Regions from separate parts of the Homo sapiens genome. Here region 1 is linked to region 2. A link is a contact called in ENCODE Hi-C or POLR2A ChIA-PET data. All regions are on one chromosome and are shown on one strand. Each heading gives the region's core, a stretch centred on a gene start or an enhancer-like site at or near the end of the contact. The rest is flanking DNA. Distances are from core to core; before and after follow the strand shown.

Region 1 (5,034 bases), core at 581-3,080, 33 kb before region 2:
AGAAGGGTTTTGGAACTCAGCAGCTTTTAGATGTTTGTTAGAAGGGTATGTGGGGCCTTTACTCTATATTACGTGACACCTGCACAGGGCCTGGGGTTGTTCTACAACCAATCTCCTTAACAGTGCTGCTGTGAGATGTTGAAAAAAGTGAAGATGCTAAGGGTCTTCCTAGAAGTTCTGGTCAGGTCTACAGAAAATGGTTCAGGTCAGTGACATTTTAATGCCAGATGACTGATGAAGCATTACTTTTCAGAGATTTTGCACTTGGGAATTATAGAAAAGGAACAGTGCTTATGTATTTAATCTGCATTTTATAAATGGAGACCATGAGACTTAGAGGGATGATGTCACTGGCCCAAGTGCACACATGGAATTCAGCCAGTGGGATCCAGTGTGAGTTTTGAACCCAAAGCACCGTAGGAAACGAGCCCTGACAATAAAATTATCCAAAAGCATTGTGTTCGGGAGGCTCGAGCCACAGTAGCCCTGGTTAGGTAACACACTTGGACAACACCCAGGGTCCAGGACTGTCTGCTGCCTGGGTCCAGGACAGTGTAGGTCAAGAGTGGAGCAGAGTTTATAAGTGTTCCCATTCTCAGGGAGGCCATGCAGAGCCTGAGGCTCAAACAGCTGATGCCTCAGCAGAGCTGGCTAGGTATTTGTGCCTGCTGCCAGACGTGTGCAGTTCACTTTCCTCCTGCTGAGCCTCACAGTTACCCTGTGGAAGACCTTCAAGGGCCTTGAGAACCCAGGAGAACCTGGTGCAAAGCCCATCACCACCCTAAAATACTACTCCTGTGTGTCTGAACCAGCTGAGATGCTATTGGTTAAATCAGAGGAAGTTGAACTATTCTGAGATATTCAGAATGGAATTTTTTTTTTAGATCTTCAGGCTGCTGGCACTGGCACAATGGCATAGGCAGTTTAGATGAATCTTATTGTAGGGCTAATGGTTGAAAACAGTTACCTAGCAAGGATGTTTTTGACAACATAGGCATCTTCACTTGTTTATTTTTTCATTTTGTTGAAAATCAATCATTGTACAGGAAATTATTAGCCAATTGAACCAACAGGGTAGTTGGTCTGTATTCCATCTTTACTGATCAAAATCAACAGCAGAAAATCATATTCAAAGGAAAGAACTATAGTAAGCACATTCAGAACAAATTTAATGGGCACTGCTTTCCCCATGCAGAAAATCAGAAGAAATTTAATGGGCACTACTTTCCCCATGCAGAAAAATGTGCTTCAATTCAAATTTTTTGTCTTAGAGAGCTATTTTTAGTTGCATGAGACACAAAGACTATATAATCATCATAAAGATGTCAGCTGGCCCCAGCCTTTCCCAGGCACCTGCTGGAATGATTCATTTGACTAATGACACAGTATCTGCATATGGAGACTATCATGCATCTTCCCTATGTTATAATGAAACATGAGTTACCGGTGCAGCAGGAAGTATTTCCTTCAGAAGAAGGCATTGACCCTGAGAGTGCTAACAGCTCTGTCAGAGAGAGAAGAAGTAAGAACTTGTGTGAAATCAGCTCTTGCTTATCTAAGTATAGCGTCATTGTTACAGTTAAAGTCCCAGTGGCTGCTGGTGAAATGTCCCCTGGATACTTTATCTGTCTGTCCCAGGTTGGCAGTTCTCCAGCCCTAGAGGCTTCAAGACAGAGTCAAGAAAGGCCAAAGATGCTGAAACCATTGACCAACTAAGCTGGAAGTGAAAAGTTGAGGTGGTTGTGAGTGAGTGAGTGAGTGATCAGGACTGTGCTGGGAACTGCATTATCCACTGGCACTTCAGTGGTCAGGAATGTGTTGTGAGTTTTGCCTGACAGTGAGTCAGAGAGAAAGCAGCCTCCCTTCACAGTGTCCATGCACCCGAAGGGGCAGATCCAGCTCCAAAGTCCTGGGTTCCTGGAACACATTGTCTGGAGCAGCCAAGGAGCACAGCTTAGAGGGAAAAGTTCAGGGTTTAGGGACAAAGAGAGATATCCGACCTCTGCCATGTATCACAGGTGAGGCCTTGATGGCATCTCCTGACTGTAGGTTCAGCTTCCCTGGGGCCTATCAGCCACTGGAGGGTTGCATGAGGTTCAGGAAGGACTCAAACAGAGCCCCGTAGACCTAGGCCAGGTGGGCACTCACTGAACAGTGACCCTCCCTTTGACACCAAGTATTAGAGCCCCGTGGGTCCGCATTGGCAGGGTGGAATCCCTTCCAGGTAGGGAGGATCATGAGCACAGGGAAGACAGCTCAGAAAATCCCTGGGGAGGAGACAGACTGGGGTGGTTACGATGCACCCAGGCTCTTCTCATTATCTCCAGAGCCTGAAAGGCCTTGCTCTGCAGCCAGGTAGACTTGCCAGCATCACAGTGATGCTCAGCACATACCTCCAATCGTCTCACTGGGTGCAGGGTTGACAGGTCAGGGAAAGGTATTAGTGACACTGCCCCTCACCCTGGTGGTGTGTGGAGGAGACACTCTGGGGAAAGCTGGTGTCCTCAGGATGTGCTCTGAGCAGGTGGCACATGAGGCCAGTACCCCATGGGCAGCAGCCACTTGGTTCTAACAACACAGAGGAAGATAACAACACAGAGGAAGATAAGGCCCTGTTTTACTTTACCCAATTCTCCTGAAGCCCAGTGATGTGGCACTGACGAGATGCTGCCTTCATTTGTGGAAAAGCTTGAAACTTTAATAGTAGTATTTCACCAACATACACAAGGAATATCTGTTGTCTTTTGTTTGCTCCGACATAACACAGGTCTTGGTATGGTGCCTTGAAATCACTTGAGCCAATCCTATTTTAGAGATATAAGTCCATGCTGGCAAATTTTCTGAATGCTTTGTATTCATAACTGCAGGAAAATAATGAGACAGAAGAGATGCCATTAAATAGGAAAACATTAGGGGAAAAGAAGGTCATTTCATGACCATTTAAAATATCATATTTTGTTCATTTAACACAAATCCCTTATTTCTTTTTAGTAAACCATTTTCTTGACAAGACCTTCAAAATACAACATAAGTGAGAAAAGTGGTACGCAGGATAGTATTTACACCACACCAGCACACATGTGTGCTGAGTATCTCCGGAAGGGCACGGGAGAAAGTGCTTATAATAGTTACCTCTAGGTATAATAGTTACCTCTAGGAAAGGATTTATTTTTCCTGTAGACCCTTTTGTACTTTCTAATGTGTGCATATTCATACTCAAAAAATATAATGAAAAGTGTATGTGTTTATGTGAATAGAAAACATTTTAAATAGGATGAAATGGAGAGAGAGCTAAAAGCAGTCTGGCTTGCAGGCGAGCAGTAGATTAGAAAAGTAGCTGCTTCTCCCTTGTTTTCAGGACACAGCCCTGCTGCACAGGGAGGCTCAACCCATTGAGGTGCATGAATAAACTTTTCTGCAGAAACCCTGTACACCATGGATTAGGCTGCACTTGAAGCAGAACACTGTTGTGCAAACCTTTAAATAATAATAAAAACATGCTTCTGGTAGAGTATTAAAGTTTAAGGTCACTCCAAAAGACTATCATTCATAAGAGAATGAACTTAAAATATCCTGTGCTCTGCCAGGCACAGTGGCTCACACCTGTAATCCCAGCACTTTGAGAGGCTGAGGCTGGCAGATCATCTGAGGTTGGGAGTTTGAGACTAGCCTGACCAACATGGAGAAACCCCATCTCTACTAAAAAATACAAAATTAGCCAGGCATGGTGGCACATGTCTGTAATCCAAGCTACTCGGGAGGCTGAGGCAGGAGAATCGCTTGAACCCAGGAGGTAGAGGTTGTGTTGAGCTGAGATCATGCCATTGCACTCCAGCCTGGGCAACAAGAGTAAAACTCCATTTCAAATAATAATAATAATAATAATCCTGTGCTCCCTGTGTAGAAGTTTCTTGATGGCCATGACATTTCCAATGAAAGACTCTTAAGAATGATAATTTCCTTAATTTTGGAATGGGGATGAAGCTTTTCATTTTGACTTTCTCTTTTCATCCTAGTGCTTTGAGTAGCTAGGCAGGATGTTCTTTTCAAGTGTGGCATCACTTTGCTCATGTCTCCCTAGAGTTCAACATGTTCCACATGATCGCCGTGGGGCTGAGCAGCTCCATCCTCGGCTGCCTCCTCACCCTGCTCGTCTATACTTACTGCCAGCGGTACCAGCAGCAATCCCACGATGCGACTGTCATCCACCCCGTCTCACCTGCCCCCCTTAATACCAGCATAACCAACCACATCAACAAACTGGACAAGTACGACTCGGTGGAGGCCATCAAGGTAAGTGAATTTTAATATTTCTGCTAAGTGCCTGGTTTTCCTTAACACTTGTAGGGAGTATTTTGATGCCCTTTCTCTGCTGTGGTGGTTTCCTTTGAAACTGAATTTTCTCCCTATGTGAGAATAAGAAACATCTTTAGTCCTTACGACTTCAGGTGGCTGGGAGAACTTATGTCCCAGGAGCCACAATGTCCATACTTGTCTCTTAGCCATGTGGCCTCTATTCTCCACCACCTGTATGGAGACACACCAATTGACTTTTCCCCTTGGACCCTGCTTAAACCAAGATCCACAAGCCATGAGCATCTCCCCTCACTCAGATGGTAGATCTGGGGAATGAAGCACCAGGAATTAATAACACGCCCCTCCTGGCCTCTCAGAAACTAGCTCCTAGAGTAGGGAGGAAGCCCAAAGAGGAACACGAGCTCCTTCCATGAACAACAGCTTTCAAAACAAACATTTGGATCTCAAGAAAGGGGCTCCTCTGAGCATGATTCCAACACATCAGCTTGTCTCTGATCACTGTTACTATGGGCATCAGAAGGTAATTTACCCAGTCCTGTGTTCCCACTGAAGATTCAGCAGCCACTTTTAAGATAATCAGAAATGTTTCTCTCATGAAGATAAAGGACGTTGAAGGTACGGACAGCTGTCCAGTCTTTAACGAATCCTTCTAGAACATTTGTCTGATACTTTGCCCAGACTAACCCTGGACAGATGGCCATTGGGCACCCTCCTTCA
Region 2 (5,418 bases), core at 2,265-4,764:
GAGGAGGAGCTTGCAGTGAGCCAAGATCAAGACACTGCACTCCAGCCTGGGAGACAGTGAGACTCCCTCTCAACAACAACAACAACAACAACAACAACAACAAGTCAGGAGAAACAAGAAGAAACTAAGAAAGAAAGAATATCAAGTAAATCTTTAGCCAATAGAGATTTAATACAAATAGAAAAATTGTAAGTGCTGACTTTTATAATATTAATATATCACTGAACTTTTGAAATTGACACAGTAGTCACTAAAGAAAGCTCAGGAGACATGATTTATTTAGACATGCAATATTTTCTAGATTTGAAAGGTTTTTGTTAACTCCCTCACAAGAGACAAAAGATGCGACCCATAGATAGAGTGGTAGGCAAGAACAGCTATTTATTTTACAAAGGTCTACGAGAGGGAAGCATTGTTCTAGTCAACAACCAGCTCCTAGAGTATAAAGGTTAGCAGTTAGAGCTACTGGTTAAGGAAGACTGATTGTATCAATTCCTTCTCTAATGACCAGGCAGAAGTGACAGATTTTAGGGTGGCCAAATCTGCTGAGAGCACAGTGGTGTTTATGCCAGAGAAGACCAAGGGAAATAACTAAAAGGTTCCCTGAAACCCAGCTCTAATCTGGGGAACAGATGAATGACTGCAAAATAATGATGCATGCATTGATGCTCTTGAGAGGCATCCTCTAAGCTGGGGCCAGGCCGGGCATTATCCATCTGTTCAACCTCCCAGGAGAAGCTCTGGACCTCACTGGGGACAGCATAGGGCAACACCTGGGAAATGTGAATCTGTGGTTACAGACAGGGAGAGGAACTGAAGTTGTCTTAAGGAAAGAATAATACAGAAAAAAAAAAAAAAGGCCAAATGCTTGGTGCAAGACCAGCCCTCAGCAATTATAAGGTTTTTGTCTGGCTCTGCCTCTGAGTGGTGGCATTTTGACCTGAATAAATCTGGGAAAATTTGTAAACCAACTTGTGTCATCCAAGTGCCTGGAGCAGTACAAATGGAGGCACACAGGCAAGTCTCGATGTGAACTGAAAATATAATCTTACATCTGGTTTGGCCAGCTTAGCTGTTATGGGCTGGAAATTTGTGCTCCCACCCTCCACATATATATGTGAAAGCCCTAATCCCTAGTGTGGCTGTATTCAGAGATGGGACCTCAGAGGAATAAACTGAGGTCAAATTAGAACATCAGGGTAGAACCCTGAACCAATAGGATTAATTTCCTTATAAGAAGAGACACAAGAGAGCTTGTTTGTGCTTTTTCACTCATTCATGCCCCTCCCTGTCTCTCCCTGTGCTGAGGAAAGATGACAAGAGGACAGAGAGAGAAGGTGGCATTTTTCAGGCCAGTAAGAGTCCCCTCGCAAGAAACTTAACTTGCTGGCATCTAGATTGTGGACTTCCAACATCCAGAATTGTGAAAACATGTCTATTGTTAAACCATCCAGTCTGTGGTATTTTGTTACAGCAGCCCCAGAGGACGAATATAATGGCTATATGGGAAAAAGATGCTGGAAAGCTCACTGCTTCTAACTAGGGGTGTACCAAGGAGTGGCAGACAGTCAGTTCAAATCCATAAACATTTTAAAATTCATGAGTTACAGTGATAATGCAAATAGGAAAAGGATTCAATTCCCTGCTCTCAGAAAATTCTCAATATAATTAGAAAAAATGAGACCCTAAGAATTAAACATAACAGAATGTGGTTAGAGTTATGCCACCACAGGAAGCCCGGGGCAGAGTGATGGGGTCACGCTGGAGCTGACAGTAATTTCCTGAACAGTTTGCTCTTTGAGATGGGGTTAGGTCTTTGGAATGTTTCACATTTTAATGGTTTAAGATAATTAAGATCACATATTCTGAAATGTTTTCTCCCACACTCTTGTGGTATGTATTCATTTTCTCTAAAACATTTAGCTTATTATTTTCTTTTTAAATTTTTTGAAGAGAAAAATTTTTAAAATTTCCACATGCCCTTGATAGTACTAACTATAATATATAATGATTGATTGATAGATAGATAGATTTAAATCTTTTAAAGCACACGTTATCTCTTAAGGAATGGAATCCTTGTAATAGCCCATGTGGGTTGCGAAGTAAGGCGTGACTGTCCTCTGTAAGAATGAAGATCACTTGGTGACATCTGTAAAGTCACACAGCAAAGTCAAGGCTGCTTAAGGCTAAATCAAAACTTTCCTATCACAGTCTGAACACCTGTTCCCTAAAGTGTTTAAAGTCATCTGAAGTCCTTTAAAATGTCAGCCTGAGGGAGAGAAAAAGGGAAGGAGAGGGGAATGGAGAGAATAAAACAGAGAGAGAGACACAGGTAGAGACACAGCGGTAGAGAGAGCCTGAAAGACAGATAGGTGGAGAATCAGTCTGCGCTCTGGTAATTAAGTAACTTCCTCAAGAGAAGAGAAAGTTCCTCAAGAGAAGAGAAAGTTGCCAAAAAGAAAGGGGCTCCGCTACAGCGCCCTGGGCACCTTTCCTTCCCAGCAATCCTTGAGGCTATCAGTATTTCTCTGTGTGATCCTGTGATGAAAGTCCTGTCCTTTATACCCTAAGCCTGAGGAGGCAAGGACAGCCTCTGTCTTTCTTTGATTGCCCTTCCTTGGGCCTGCTGAGAGCCCTATACCTAGAAGGTGCTCGGGAGATATTTGCTCAGTGGGCAAGGGACAGAGAGAAGGGCTCACCAGGTGTGCACACTTGCACAGGTAAGGACAGCAGCTTGAGGGGCTCCATTCTGAATCTATGAGCTGCTCACATTTGCCCAGTGGGCCCGGGGAATACACACTCACAAGTAAGTGTGCCAGCTGGAGAGGCTCAGTTATGGACTGGGTGCTTATGTCTCCCACAAATTCACGTGTTGAATTTTACCCCCAAGGTTATAGTATTAAGAGGTGAGACCTGGAAGGTGATTAGGTCAGGATGGTGCAGCCCTTATAGAAGATGCTCCAGGAGCTCTCTCTGCTCTCCATCATGGGAGGACACGGTGAGAGGATGGCCCTCCACAAGGCAGGAAATGAGCTCTCACCAGACACCATCTGCCAGGCGCTTCATTTTGGACTTCCCACTCTCCAGAACTGTGAGAATTAAGTGCTGTTTAAGTCATGGTATTTTGTTAAATCTATGTTTTTGTTGTTGTTGTTTTTATTCTTTGTGTTTTTTTTTTGAGATGCAGTCTCGCTCTGTCACCAGGCTGGAATGCAATGGCACGATCTCAGCTCACTGCAACCTCTGACTCCCTGATCCAGGTGATTCTCCTGCCTCAGCCTCCCACGTAGCTGGGATTACATGCACATGCCACTACGCCCAGCTAATTTTTGTATTTTTAGTAGAGACAGGGTTTCACCATGTTGGCCAGGATGGTCTCTAACTCATGACCTTGTGATCTGCCAGCCTCAGCCTCCCAAAGAAGTCTATGGTATTTTGTTATAGCAGTCTGGACTGACTAAGGCAGGCCTGATTCTGAATTTAGAGCAACATTTTTCATGAACTTCTAGTCATTTTGACTCAACTTCTGACACATACATTTTTTAGCCCATACTCATAGGGATAGGTCATTTTTAAAGTATCTGAAGCTTAATTCAGACAGCCTTTTGAAAGAAAAGAAATATAAAATGAACACTAAAAAAGTCCAGTAGAAATGTGGATTTTAGTTTTGGAAAAGAAATCACAACAAACTTCACTTTAAAAAATCTGATAGAAACTATATATCTAATAATTTCAAGGAATAACAATATTTGTGTTAACTGCCAGACATGTCTTTATTATGTTTCTTATTTGTGTATACTTTGACTTTTCTATCATATGATAGCCTTTTTTTATTGCCTGAATAGAAAATAATTGTTAATTAAGGTTGATTTATTTATATCAATTACAGCTTGTTATGTATAATCAGATGTAAATGTGTGTTTTTTATTTGTATCAATTACAGCTTGTTATGTATAATCACATGTAAATATTTGGTATTTTTGTCAAATTTTGGAACACTCCTATCAACTTTCATTCATGTATGAGCTAAGAGATTAGGATAATTAACTCCACAGACTAGCTTTACCGTTCACGTACTTCAGGGGCCATGCTCTGGAGGACAGCGCCTCTGATCTTGCCTCTTCACATCAGCACATTAATGACATGACACATGGACGTTGAGGACTCCCGTGCTACTGCAAGATGGCCCACAGAAACTTTACTGCACGTGGCAGTGTCTGCAAGCCACATGCATGCATTTCTCTAAACCTAAACTAAATCTATCCCAATCTCAGTTTCCCCTTAGAACCTCCCAGAGATGCCCATAGCCATTCCAACATCACCTACCTCCAGGGAATATGTGATATAAAGAAAGTTGGAGAAAGTTTTAACTGCAGCTAAAATCATTTAATTGATCACATTTTAGAAAACCACATGACCATGTGGGAATGAGAACTCCTGATGCTCCTGAGACTTTAATCTGAGGATACTCCATCTCTGTACTCCTAGGTGCAAGGTTCAGGCTGGATAATTGGATGCCAGTGTTGACTAAGGCAGCTGTGGATGATTCCCTTTCAAAGGACCTGGACATCCTATGGCAGAGAGGAGGTGTGGGCTGAGTTTTGCTAGTGTCTCTGTCCATTACTGTTTGGGTGATCTGGGGGCTGTTTGCATTTACTATGACTCAGTTTCTCATGTGTAAAATGGGGATAATAAGAACATCTTAGATTACAGGTTTATCTTGATGATTATTGAGTTAATCCATATGACACTAAGAAAAATGCTTGACTGCCTAGCAAGTGCTCAACAAATATAAGTCATTGTTATTATTGCTTTTATAAAATCTGAAAAATGATGTAAATAACCTTTAAATATATGATACTTTATTAAAACTCCTTGTGGCAATTGGGATGTTGAACATTCTTTTAAATCCCATAGCATTTGAATAAAGGAAATGTGATTTCAAACTGAGTAAATACCAGAACAGATATGTTTCCATAGCAGGGAAATGGAGAGTCAGGTTGGTCAGAAGTCTATTTTGGGGATTGATTAAGGGTTCCGTAAAACACAAGCAAGTTATGATTATCCATAACAGAAGTGCCATTGTGAAGACTGATTCTCCATTTAGATCCTTGGTTGCTCTGTTCTGTGGAGTACAGGAGTACATGGCAACTCCTTAGAGCAAAGTCGTTTCCTGGCTTCCCTGGAAGATGGAAGGAATTGTTCAAACACAAAATACTCTTTTAGCTCTTATGAAGAATGGCTTTCTGTACATTTAAGGTAACATTCTCATTACTAGATTGTATTGTTGAAAAAAAGACAGTGAGGTACTTCAATTTTTTCAAAAATTATGAAAAAAATGTATTTTCCTTGGTCAGTAGTCATGGTTGTTGTTTATCTTGGGCTCTCTGCTTTTGTGATCAGAGAAGGAAAGAGTTT

What was found. A loop is a pair of places that touch in the nucleus more often than their neighbours do. ChIA-PET counts read pairs that join two places held with the same protein, here RNA polymerase II (POLR2A). Pooled maps may share reads with other maps.
Region 1: a map of ascending aorta shows a loop between it and region 2 (2.3-fold over the local background). The contact joins two enhancer-like sites. A Hi-C loop is called at or near these places in 1 of 168 maps with a recorded cell type or tissue (ascending aorta), 1 of 37 single-sample maps with no recorded cell type and 2 of 50 pooled maps. POLR2A ChIA-PET finds 5 or more read pairs at or near these places in 2 of 52 experiments (AG04449 and MCF 10A).

The regions. Positions count from the first base shown.
Region 1 is chr5:9,043,632-9,048,665 of GRCh38, reverse strand. It overlaps SEMA5A (semaphorin 5A), which reads left to right. Exons shown (of 23, transcript NM_003966.3): 22 at 4,082-4,293. Among named protein-coding and RNA genes, the nearest start is that of MIR4636, 7.7 kb to the left of the region's middle. Within about 2 kb of position 1,830, at least 3 of the 41 ENCODE cell types and tissues checked have a DNase peak (open chromatin) inside an H3K27ac peak, as active enhancers do; they include ascending aorta, where a contact is called at or near this core.
Region 2 is chr5:9,012,152-9,017,569 of GRCh38, reverse strand. No RefSeq gene overlaps it. Among named protein-coding and RNA genes, the nearest start is that of MIR4636, 39 kb to the left of the region's middle. RefSeq lists an enhancer at 2,752-3,951. Within about 2 kb of position 3,514, at least 3 of the 41 ENCODE cell types and tissues checked have a DNase peak (open chromatin) inside an H3K27ac peak, as active enhancers do; they include ascending aorta, where a contact is called at or near this core.